Linked DNA regions of Mus musculus: region 1 is linked to region 2. The links are chromatin loops, found by intact Hi-C in ENCODE. Cell type or tissue: heart. All regions are shown on one strand.

The links. A loop is a pair of places that touch in the nucleus more often than their neighbours do. Peaks named below come from ENCODE experiments on the same cell type or tissue, not always from the same donor. Only the 100,000 strongest peaks of a DNase experiment are listed, where the experiment ranks them.
Region 1: a loop joins it to region 2, with 2.6 times the contacts of the local background. A loop is called at or near these places in 9 of 42 quality-filtered maps.

Annotation. Positions count from the first base shown.
Region 1 is chr11:53,270,474-53,275,473 of GRCm38, reverse strand. It overlaps Hspa4 (heat shock protein 4), which reads left to right. Exons shown (of 19, transcript NM_008300.3): 8 at 255-331; 9 at 2,596-2,747; 10 at 3,354-3,460; 11 at 4,395-4,528. Among named protein-coding and RNA genes, the nearest start is that of Hspa4, 28 kb to the left of the region's middle. In heart, no CTCF peak of the experiment used is centred here; a DNase peak (open chromatin) is centred at 1,923.
Region 2 is chr11:53,393,750-53,398,749 of GRCm38, reverse strand. It overlaps Aff4 (AF4/FMR2 family, member 4), which reads right to left. Exons shown (of 21, transcript NM_033565.2): 8 at 2,157-2,211; 9 at 881-918; 10 at 351-513. Among named protein-coding and RNA genes, the nearest start is that of Gm25930, 5.8 kb to the right of the region's middle. In heart, a CTCF peak has its summit at 3,122 (motif pointing right); no DNase peak of the experiment used is centred here.

The DNA of each region.
Region 1 (5,000 bases), 120 kb after region 2:
ATCATGTACATGTTTTATTTCCGTGAACTTATGTTTTAATTCTATTAGCGTGCGTACCCAGTGTAGAATTGCAGTCCTCTGGCAATGCTGTTAAAGTTTAGCATTCCAAGCAAAAGCCAGACTCTTAGTGTTCATCTTACATTGCCCAGAAACATGTAAGGCCTGCAGTTCCCAAATCCTTATCAGTGCTTGTCATTGCCTTTTGTTTTACGTATAAGTGGAATGTGGTTTAATCTGTATTATTTCTTTACTAGAGGCAAATTTTTGGAGATGTGTGATGATCTCCTAGCAAGAGTGGAGCCGCCACTTCGAAGCGTCTTGGAGCAATCCAGTGAGTACTTTTGTCATTGAATTAATTGTTTGTAGATCTCAGACTCTGGGGATGTATTGCATGTTATCATTTTCTCCCAGTCAAATATTTGCTGCATGAACACTGTCAGTTTAGTTTCACGCTATAATAAGCTTTATCTGTCCCCTGGAATATTTCTTCTTTCTAAAGCCTTCTATGAAGAATACAGGGAAATAAAAGTTTTCTCAGAAAACTTTCTTTCTCAAGCACAGATGGATGTAGAAATCTGTTTACTGAGTTGCTTTGCAGTGTGTATGTGGTGGTCTTTTTGTCAGTGAGCCCTTTGTTAACTTAGTATGGCTCTGAGAGATGGCTCAGTGGGTAAAGCCTTGCTGCTCAAACATAAAGACCTTTGGCTCCTCAGCATCTCTGTAAAATCCAGGTGCAGCTGCACACTGTAATCTCCAGTGGTGGGGAGGCAGACAGATCATCCTAGAATCAAGCTCCACGTTCAGTGGAAGACTCTCTTAAAAACAAAACAAAACAAAACAAAAAAACCTAGAGAGATGGCTCAGAGGCTAGAACTAGCTGCTCTCTACCAGAGGACCCAGGTCAAAGTCCTAACATCTTCATGGTGACTATAACGCCAGTTCCAAGAGACCTGACTTTCTCTTCTGGCCTGTGTCACCAACAGGCATATATGTGGTGCATGGATGAACATTGTGCACAGACACATGCAGACAAAACAACCATATACATTAAAAAAATTATTTTTTTTGAAGGACAGAGGTTGAATGGTGATGCGTGCCTGTATTTTCAGCAGATAGGTCAGAAGTTTAAGGTCATCATCAAATTTTAAGGCCAGCCTAGGTTAGAGACCCTGTCTCAAAATCTCAGTAATCAGAAGAAAGAGACAGATGGATCGCTGTGAATTCAGGACAGCCAGCAGTCCTAAAAGAGATCCAATCTCAATCAATCAATCAATCAAACAAACAGATTAATAACTACAAAAATAAAGTGGAGAGTCATGTTGATACAGGAGCACAGAAAGACATGCAAACCAGGTGTGATTTATAAGATGTTTTAATTATGTTTCAGACTAAAGGGTGACAATTCCCTTAGGAATACATTATTAACTAAAACAGTTTGGGGTACAATGTTTACCTTTTTTGTTAGTCACTAATTAATTCAGGGTGGTCATGTAATGTTAGCTTAGTACTGGCTTGGGTCTTAAATCAGTGTTGATGAGAGGTGAGTGTGTTTTTACTATGGATTTTGGGAGTGTCACCCTCCCTGCTCCCCATTTTTTCTTCTCAGGAGTTGAAGTTACATTGTGTAGGCTGGTCTGTAATCCTTGGACTCAAGCAGTACTCCTTCCCCTGCCTCCAGCTGGAACTGCAGGCACATACCTAATATGCCTGGCTGCAGCTCATTTCTTTTGTAAAAAGTGAGTTAGTGGAGGTCAGACAATAACTAAGTAGAGCTGATGCTCTGCACATTTTCGTGCATCCTGGAGGCTGAGCTCTGGGGTCACCAGGCTTTCAGCATGTGTGTTTAACTTGCGGAGCCATCTCACCAGCCCTCACGCTTGCTTCTTTAAATAGTTCCTCTCGGGGAACAGTGGTTGTTAGATAAAGTGTGACTGGGAAAGCACTTGGCATTAGATAGGTTTTGGGCAGTAGCTGAGCCTTGCCATGCCCTGATCCCCAGGAGACCATAGACCATGGCTATGTGCCTGTGCCTTGTTATTTGGAACTTCCTTGCTTTATGGCAGGTCATGGATGACTTAGTATTTTGAAGCCCATTTTGAGCTAACATGCTGGCTGGAATGTTGGATCTCTTGACAGTACTTTGTGTAGCGCTCTAAGGGAATGCAGGACCTGCACAGGCAGTGCCTTCCAGACCCCACTATTGTTATTTGAGAGTCAAGATGAGTACTTTTTTTTTTGTTGTTGTTGTTTTTCAAGATAGGGTTTCTCTATATAGCCTCAACTCAGAAATCCGCCTGCCTCTGCCTCCCAAGTGCTGGGATTAAAGGCGTGCGCCACCACTGCCTGGCAAGATGACTACTTTTTACCAGAGGCTATGCTCCAGTGTGAGAGAATGTGAGTGTGGGTGGGGCATGGCGGGGGTAGGGGGTGGGGGTGGGTTGTGGGGGAGGATAATGAATTTTGGAATGAGGATGTAAGGGAGTTGTTTGTTTTTTAAAATGTTTGTGGATTCATTCACCATGAGCTCTACTACTTTTTTCTTCATTGTAGAATACTGGTTTAAAGATTCTTTTTATGTCTCTATTTTTGCCGTAGAGTTAAAGAAAGAAGATATTTATGCAGTGGAGATAGTTGGTGGTGCCACACGAATCCCTGCAGTGAAAGAGAAGATCAGCAAGTTTTTTGGTAAAGAACTCAGCACAACATTAAATGCAGATGAAGCTGTCACTCGAGGCTGTGCTCTGCAGGTGAGTTTGGTCTTCATAGGTCATAGCACAGATCTACCCATTAACAAAAGGGCAGCTTAAGGTGTAAGTTTCTGAAGCCCTTGCTTAAAATGGGCAGCTGACATACATAAAAGGTATTGATGGCGTAGCGTGTAGTGAGAGGAGTTCAGAAGTGCAGAGGCTGGGGGCTGTGCTGACGCAGGCTTTCAGTTTGATTTTAGCACTTGGGAGGTAGAGGCACATGGAGCTCAGTGAATTTGAGGTCTGGGCTACAGAGTGAGTCCAGGACACAGAGTGAGGCCAGGGCTGCACAGAGAACATTGTCCTGCAAAACCACAAAACAAAACAAACAAACAAACGGAATTGTGGGCCTAGGTTAAGGGCTAAGCTAGAGCTGACAGAACTTGTTGGATTGTCGGTATTGATTCATGAAGTAGTAGACTTCAGTTAAAGTAACTAGTTAGACAGTAAATTTGACAATGACAGCAGTTTGTAGAACTATTCAGATACCATTATATTACTACTGAAAATATTAAATCAATGATGGCCTCCTACTGCTTGTAGTTCTATAATACCGGGTTATAATGTCTGTGTGTGTCAATGGAATTGTTAACATTTTCGTTCTAGTGTGCAATTTTATCACCTGCTTTCAAAGTCAGAGAATTTTCTATCACTGATGTGGTACCATATCCAATATCTTTGCGATGGAATTCTCCAGCTGAAGAGGGGTTAAGGTAATATATTATCAGTCTTGTTGATACATACTCAGTTGGGTGTTAAATCTAGGCAGTGTGTTATCCTTCTTTTCAGTTTACACGTGTATCTGTCCAAGGCATAAAATGTGGTTGTTGTTGATGTAAATTCAAGGCCAGGCATGATAGTGAATCCCTGTAACCGAGCATGGTTTTGGTAGAGGGAGGCAGGAGGATCAAGAGGTAAGGTCATCCTTGGCTGCATAGTGAGTATGAGCCTCTCCTTTTTTCCTTTTTTTTTTTTTAAAGGCATGAGTAAATTAGTGCCCTGTCCTTTTAAAATTATATATACTTGTTCAAGTATATTATTTTTTAAACAGTCCATAAAGAATTTAAGATTGTTGTTTTATTTGTGTATTTTAGCTGCATGTATGGCTGTGTACCATGTGTCTGCCTAGTATATGAGGAGACCAGAAAGAGAACATTAGTTGTAAGATAACATGTGGGTGTTGGGAATCAAACCCATGTCATTTAGAAGAGCATCCAGTGCTCTTAACTTCCGAGTCATCTCTCTATGAACCTGCAAATAACAGCTGACAAGGAGGAGAAACTAGGACTGTTGAGTAATTACAAACCTAGGATACATGTGTCAAAGGTGTTCAGAATGTCATAAATTTTTGTCTGAGGAAAGCGCTTGCCATACAAGCCAGAAGACCTGGGTTCAGACCCTCAGCCAATGTAAAGCTAGGGTGAGATGGGAGGTGGAGGGTCAGGGCTCCCCAGAAGCTTCCAGGCTGAAAGCCTGGACTGGGTAGCAGCAAAAAGCAGAGATTGCTGTCTCAGATCAGGGGGAGTTCCTCTTACCTCAGCACACTTGAGACACCCCCCCCCCAAATAACAAAGAAAGATTGGAATATTTTAAAAAGAAAAAGAGCCTTATGAAGTTTTGTGTTTTTTGTCCTTTTCTTCTTCCTAGTGACTGTGAAGTCTTCCCCAAAAACCATGCTGCTCCTTTCTCCAAAGTCCTCACCTTCTACAGAAAGGAACCTTTCACTCTTGAGGCCTACTATAGTTCTCCTCAGGATTTGCCCTATCCAGATCCTGCTATAGGTGAGTAGAATTGAACTGAAATCATAACAAAAATTGCCTGTACTTAGAGCACTAAAGGGAAAAAAAATAGACTATTCAGAAATGTAGGCGCTTGAGGCCACAAAAGCAAACATCTTCTGCCCTTTGTACTTGCTGTAGAGGCAGTCGGATGGTTATTTAATGGAGGCTTGACTTTTGCAGCAGTGTTCCTGGGTTGAGTGCACATTGTGGGTCATTGCTTAAGGTGATTCTGATGTCAGTTGGATTCTAATATAGGGTTACAAGATTTGCACAGAAACCACTAGATTGTTTACAGCATCAGTTTATTGTTGATTTTGGAACCAAGTTGACCAGTCTTTACAAATAGAGAACATTTACAATTTGGAAATAATATCACTTGACAGAGAAACCAAGAGTTGTAAAGATCTGTGCAGTGGATGAACAGCCAGGAGCAGTGTCAGTGACCTTTGGGAATGGTGGGAAGAAGGTTGGC
Region 2 (5,000 bases):
CATAATGTTGTTCCACCTATAGGGTTGCAGATCCCTTTAGCTCCTTGGCTACTTTCTCTAGCTCCTCCATTGGGAGCCCTGTGATCCATCCATTAGCTGACTGTGAGCATCCACTTCTGTGTTTGCTAGGCCCCGGCATAGTCTCACAAGAGACAGCTACTTCTGGGTCCTTTCAATAAAATCTTGCTAGTGTATGCAATGGGCAAATCCTAATTTTAAAAAAGAGTTTTTCAAATAATAAGTAAACCCAATCTAGGTTTTCTATAAGACATGTGGTTCGTGTCTCTTTGATGACATCCACGGCTGAAGCGGCTGTCAGGAGAGCTTGAGTGGCAGCAGCCCCCTCTCACCTCAGGAGATGCGCTCTGCGACGGCTCATTAGCCTCACTGTCACTGGAGCTGCTCTCACTCTCCGAGTCAGACCCAGAGCTGCTCTCAGATCCACTGTGGCTGCTCGAGTCATCCCTGGAGTTGTCTGCTCCCTCACTGTTATGGTGTGAAGGTTCAGAGTTACTGAAGGAGATAAAACAGAAATGGCAAATGTTTCCTTTATGATGGCAACAAGACCCCACGCAAATCTGACAACCAACTTTATTAATGATGTGAGATAAGAAACCCAAAACTTCCTTACAAATGAAGTACACATCCCCCAAAAGTCTCTGGTGTACCATTCTGATAATAATACTCACTTTTAGCATATTTTAAAATTCACCCAGTTTGAATAAATAATCAATTTTTGTTAATTTCCAGAATGATACAATCACCATCACAACTGACATTATTTATAAGGCTGCTAATGATACCACCACAATGTTAAATCAGACTAACCTCAGCCATCAAACCAACAACAACAAAACCACAAAATAAAAGGATTCCCCACCTTCCTGGTGTACTCCTTGGCATTGTCTTATCACAATCCTAAAAATAAAGCATAAGAAATTATGAATGAATAATACTCTATTTACATAATACAAATGTCTGAACTAAAAAAAACAAAAAACAAAACAAAACAAAAAAAAAACAAAGGTTGGTTCCTTTAGCATATAAATTAATAGTTACTTAATACAGTGATTAAAAACAAAAACAAAAACAAAAAAAAAACAGTACAGTATACCACAGCACTCAGAAAGCAGAGGCAGCAGGATTATGAATCTGAGGCTACCTGGGCCTTAGTGAAACTGCCCCAAAACAAAACCAATAACCAAAACACCACAAACAATAACAAGCCAGGACCCTGTTTTCACTTAAAGAAGCAGAGTTTGCCTAGTTCAATGCTCAGTACCACTACTAACAAGAGGAAAAAAAATAATTTCTAAGATAATTCTTTAAAAAAAAATTAAGGTAGGAAAAATGGCTTATCAGTTAAGAGCAGAGGCTGCTCTAACAGAGAATACCCACATAGTGCTCACAACCATCTGTAATTCCAGTTCCAGGGGGCCATGCATATAAAAAAAATGTTTGTTTTTAAAAAAAAGAAAAAAAGAAAAAGGAAGGAAGGAAGGAAGGGAAGGAGGGAGAGAGGGAGGGAGGAAGGGAGGGAGGGAGGGAGGGAGGGAGGGAGGGAGGGAGGGAGGGAGGGGCTGGAGAGTCGGTTCAGTAGTTAAGAACACTGACTATTCTTCCAGAGGTCCTGAGTTCAATTCCCACAACCACATGGTGGCTCACAACCATCTGTACTGGGATCCCATGCCCTCTTCTGGTGTGTCTGAAGACAGCTACAATGTATTCACATACAATAAATAAATAACTTCGTAAATATTTCTTGTAAGTAATTCCTGCTTCAAAAATACATTTTGATCCTCAATAAGTGTTAGTGAAACATCAATTTAAGAGAAACAGCAACAGCAAGCAGCAGCTCAAAGACATTACAGAAGGTAACAATCATCCAGTGTCAGAAAGCTTATAAACAGAAAAGGTTCCAGGCAGTGGTGGTGCATGCCTTTAATCCCAGCACTTGGGAGACAGAGGCAGGCGGGTTTCTGAGTTCAAGGCCAGCCTGGTCTACAGAGTGAGTTCCAAGACAGTCAGGGCTTCACAGAGAGGAACCCTGTCTCGGAAAAAAACCACACACCCTCCCCTCCAAAAAAAAAAAAAAAAAAGAAAGAAAAGGTACTGACCAAGACACAATGGAACTGTAACGTGAAGGACTGGCATACCTGTTCCCCATCACTGTCTTCACTGCTGCTTAGTTTTAAGTCATCTTTTAACATACTAGAGGGAAAATACAGAAAGTAGCATTAATTAGTCACACCAGGCCAGAATACTAAATATGTATCAATAATTCTAGGAATAATCATTGTGTTAGCCAAAAATTTAATTGAAACACACATACACATACTCTTTAAGTTTGGAATTGTTCACATTATACCAATACATTTTAAAGGAAATCAGCCATTTTTGTAAGCCTTAAACTTTCCATGCATTAAAAAAAAATTTTTAGGTCAGCCTAGTGTACAGAACAGAACTAGTTCTAGGACAGCCAAGCCTTACACAGGAAAAGCCTGTCTCGGGAGGAAATTTATTTATTTATTTATTTATTTATTTATTTATTTATTTATTTATTAAGACAGGGTTTCTCTGTGTAGCCCTGGAAAAGCCTGTCTCGGGAGGAAATTTATTTATTTATTTATTTATTTATTTATTTATTTATTTATTTATTTATTAAGACAGGGTTTCTCTGTGTAGCCCTGGAAAAGCCTGTCTCGGGAGGAAATTTATTTATTTATTTATTTATTTATTTAGACAGGGTTTCTCTGTGTAGCCCTGGCTATTCTGTAACTCTTTATACCAGGCTGTCCTCAAACTTGGAGATCTGCCTGCCTCTGCCGCCTAAATGCATGTGCATGTGTAAAAGGCATGTGCCATGACTGCCTAGCCTAAAAATTTTTTTTTTTTTTTTTTTGGTTTTTCGAGACAGGGTTTCTCTGTGTAGCTCTGGCTGTCCTGGAACTCACTCTGTAGACCAGGCTGGCCTTGAACTCAGAAACCCACCTGCCTCTGCCTCCCAAGTGCTGGGATTAAAGGCGTGCACCACCACGCCCAGCAAAAAAAATTTTTTTTTGAAAAAAGTATTTTTATTTGTTATATGCATATGAATACACCACCATTGCTCTCTTCAGACACACACCAGAAGAGGGCACCAGACCCCATTACAGATGGTTGTGAGCCACCATGTGGTTGCTGGGAATTAACTTAGGACCTCTAGAAGAGCAGTCGATGTTCTTAACTGAGCTATCTCTCTAGCCCAAAAAAATACTTTTAAAGAAAACAGAATTTAGTGTTCTGTAAAGATAGCAGTGGGCATGTTAGGAACAGAAGAACTGCTGGCTCCACAAGTAAAACATTTGATTTTGTTTTCTAGTTAAACTCATATACATTCCTGTTACAAAATTGTACACATATATGTTAATAGAGCTTTGGTCTACTAGATAAGACTCCTAAAGAGAAGCAAGATAAAGTCAAAGCATCAAGCAATTTCTTCTTTGTTTCCAATAATCCACAAAGAGAGAGACCTGGGTAACTTCTAGCTGTTGGATAACTTTGAAAACCACAACACAATTTCCAGAGTCAAAGTTCTGGTTTATAATTGCCTGGCTAAGGATACAAGTAGACACCAGCAGGAGAGTTTGGGGTAAGAAAGGACCATGTACAAATTTTCAAACTTCAACTTCTAAGTCTCCCTTTAACAAAATTCAAATTGAATTTAAAGTATATAAATAGAGTAAGCTGACAATTTCTGCAATTTGTTTTCAAAGTAATGTCAAAGAGTGAAGTTTTTTCTAAGTCTAAAATCAGTAAACTTAAAATCAGAGTAACACAAAACAGTGTGGTTTTACATGAGTAACTCTTTAACAAGATGTCTGGGAGAGCTGTACTAGACAGTGCTTCCGTTCTCGTCAGCAGGCGCTCGGTTACCTTTCTTTTGAAAGGGTTTTGAGTCCCCCCCCGCATTGGAAGAAGTCTTCTGTCACTGCAGTAACTACCTGCACTCTCCCCTCAAAGACTAATCTGCATTTCTAAATCTGGCTATCAATTCAAAACATACACAAAAATTACCTGGAAATAAAGCAACCAGATGACTATAGAATATGAGAAGTGTTTTAAAATCAGTTCAGTAAATGAACATTTTAGAAAGTTTCCTTTTGTACAAGGGCTTAAGTGTATCTCTATAACTGATTTTCTTTTTTTTTTCTTTTTTTCTTTTTTTCTTTTTGGTTTTTTCGAAACAGGGTTTCTCTGTGTAGCCCTGGAACTCACTTTGTAGACCAGGCTGGCCTCCAACTCAGAAATCCGCCTGACTCTGGCTCCCGAGTGCTGGGATTAAAGGCGTGCGCCACCACGCCCGGCATAACTGATTTTCAGTAAGGAAAATGTACTTACTCTGAATTCTCTCAGCCCTTATGATTTAATAATGGCGGCTCAATGAACCTGTTTACATATGTGAGTATGTCAAAGCCTTTACCACACTGTTCCAGGTCCAGCATATGTTCTAGTTTCCTCAGCAACTGAAGTGGTATGTCCATGGTATACTTGGTATATACAGAAGACATGTATTATTAGTTTTTGCACACAGATATGATAAAAGGAATATATGAGTTTCTCAGAAGTAGTGTATTTCTTTCTCAGTCCTCCTTTTGTTACATGAAGAGGCTATTAGACTGGGGTTAACTCTGTGGTCTGTGGCTATGGCACAGGAAGCCACACAGTGGCTACTCCTTTGGCACTTGCTCTAACCACTGTGTTAACCTGTGATCTTAGGAGGTCATGTGCTCACTCTCCAGATGTAATTTATTAACATCTAACAGCCTACCCCAACTATGAAACGTTTCTGATTCTACCTACAAAATATAATAAAAATAGGAAATCTTAAAGATAGTATAAACAATGTTGTTTAGTGTACAGCACTCAGTAACTAAATGGAAGGATTACTAAGAAGAATACTATGTTTAACACGGTTTCTTTATTAAATGTAAACTGTGAACTCAAAAGGGTGGGTGAAC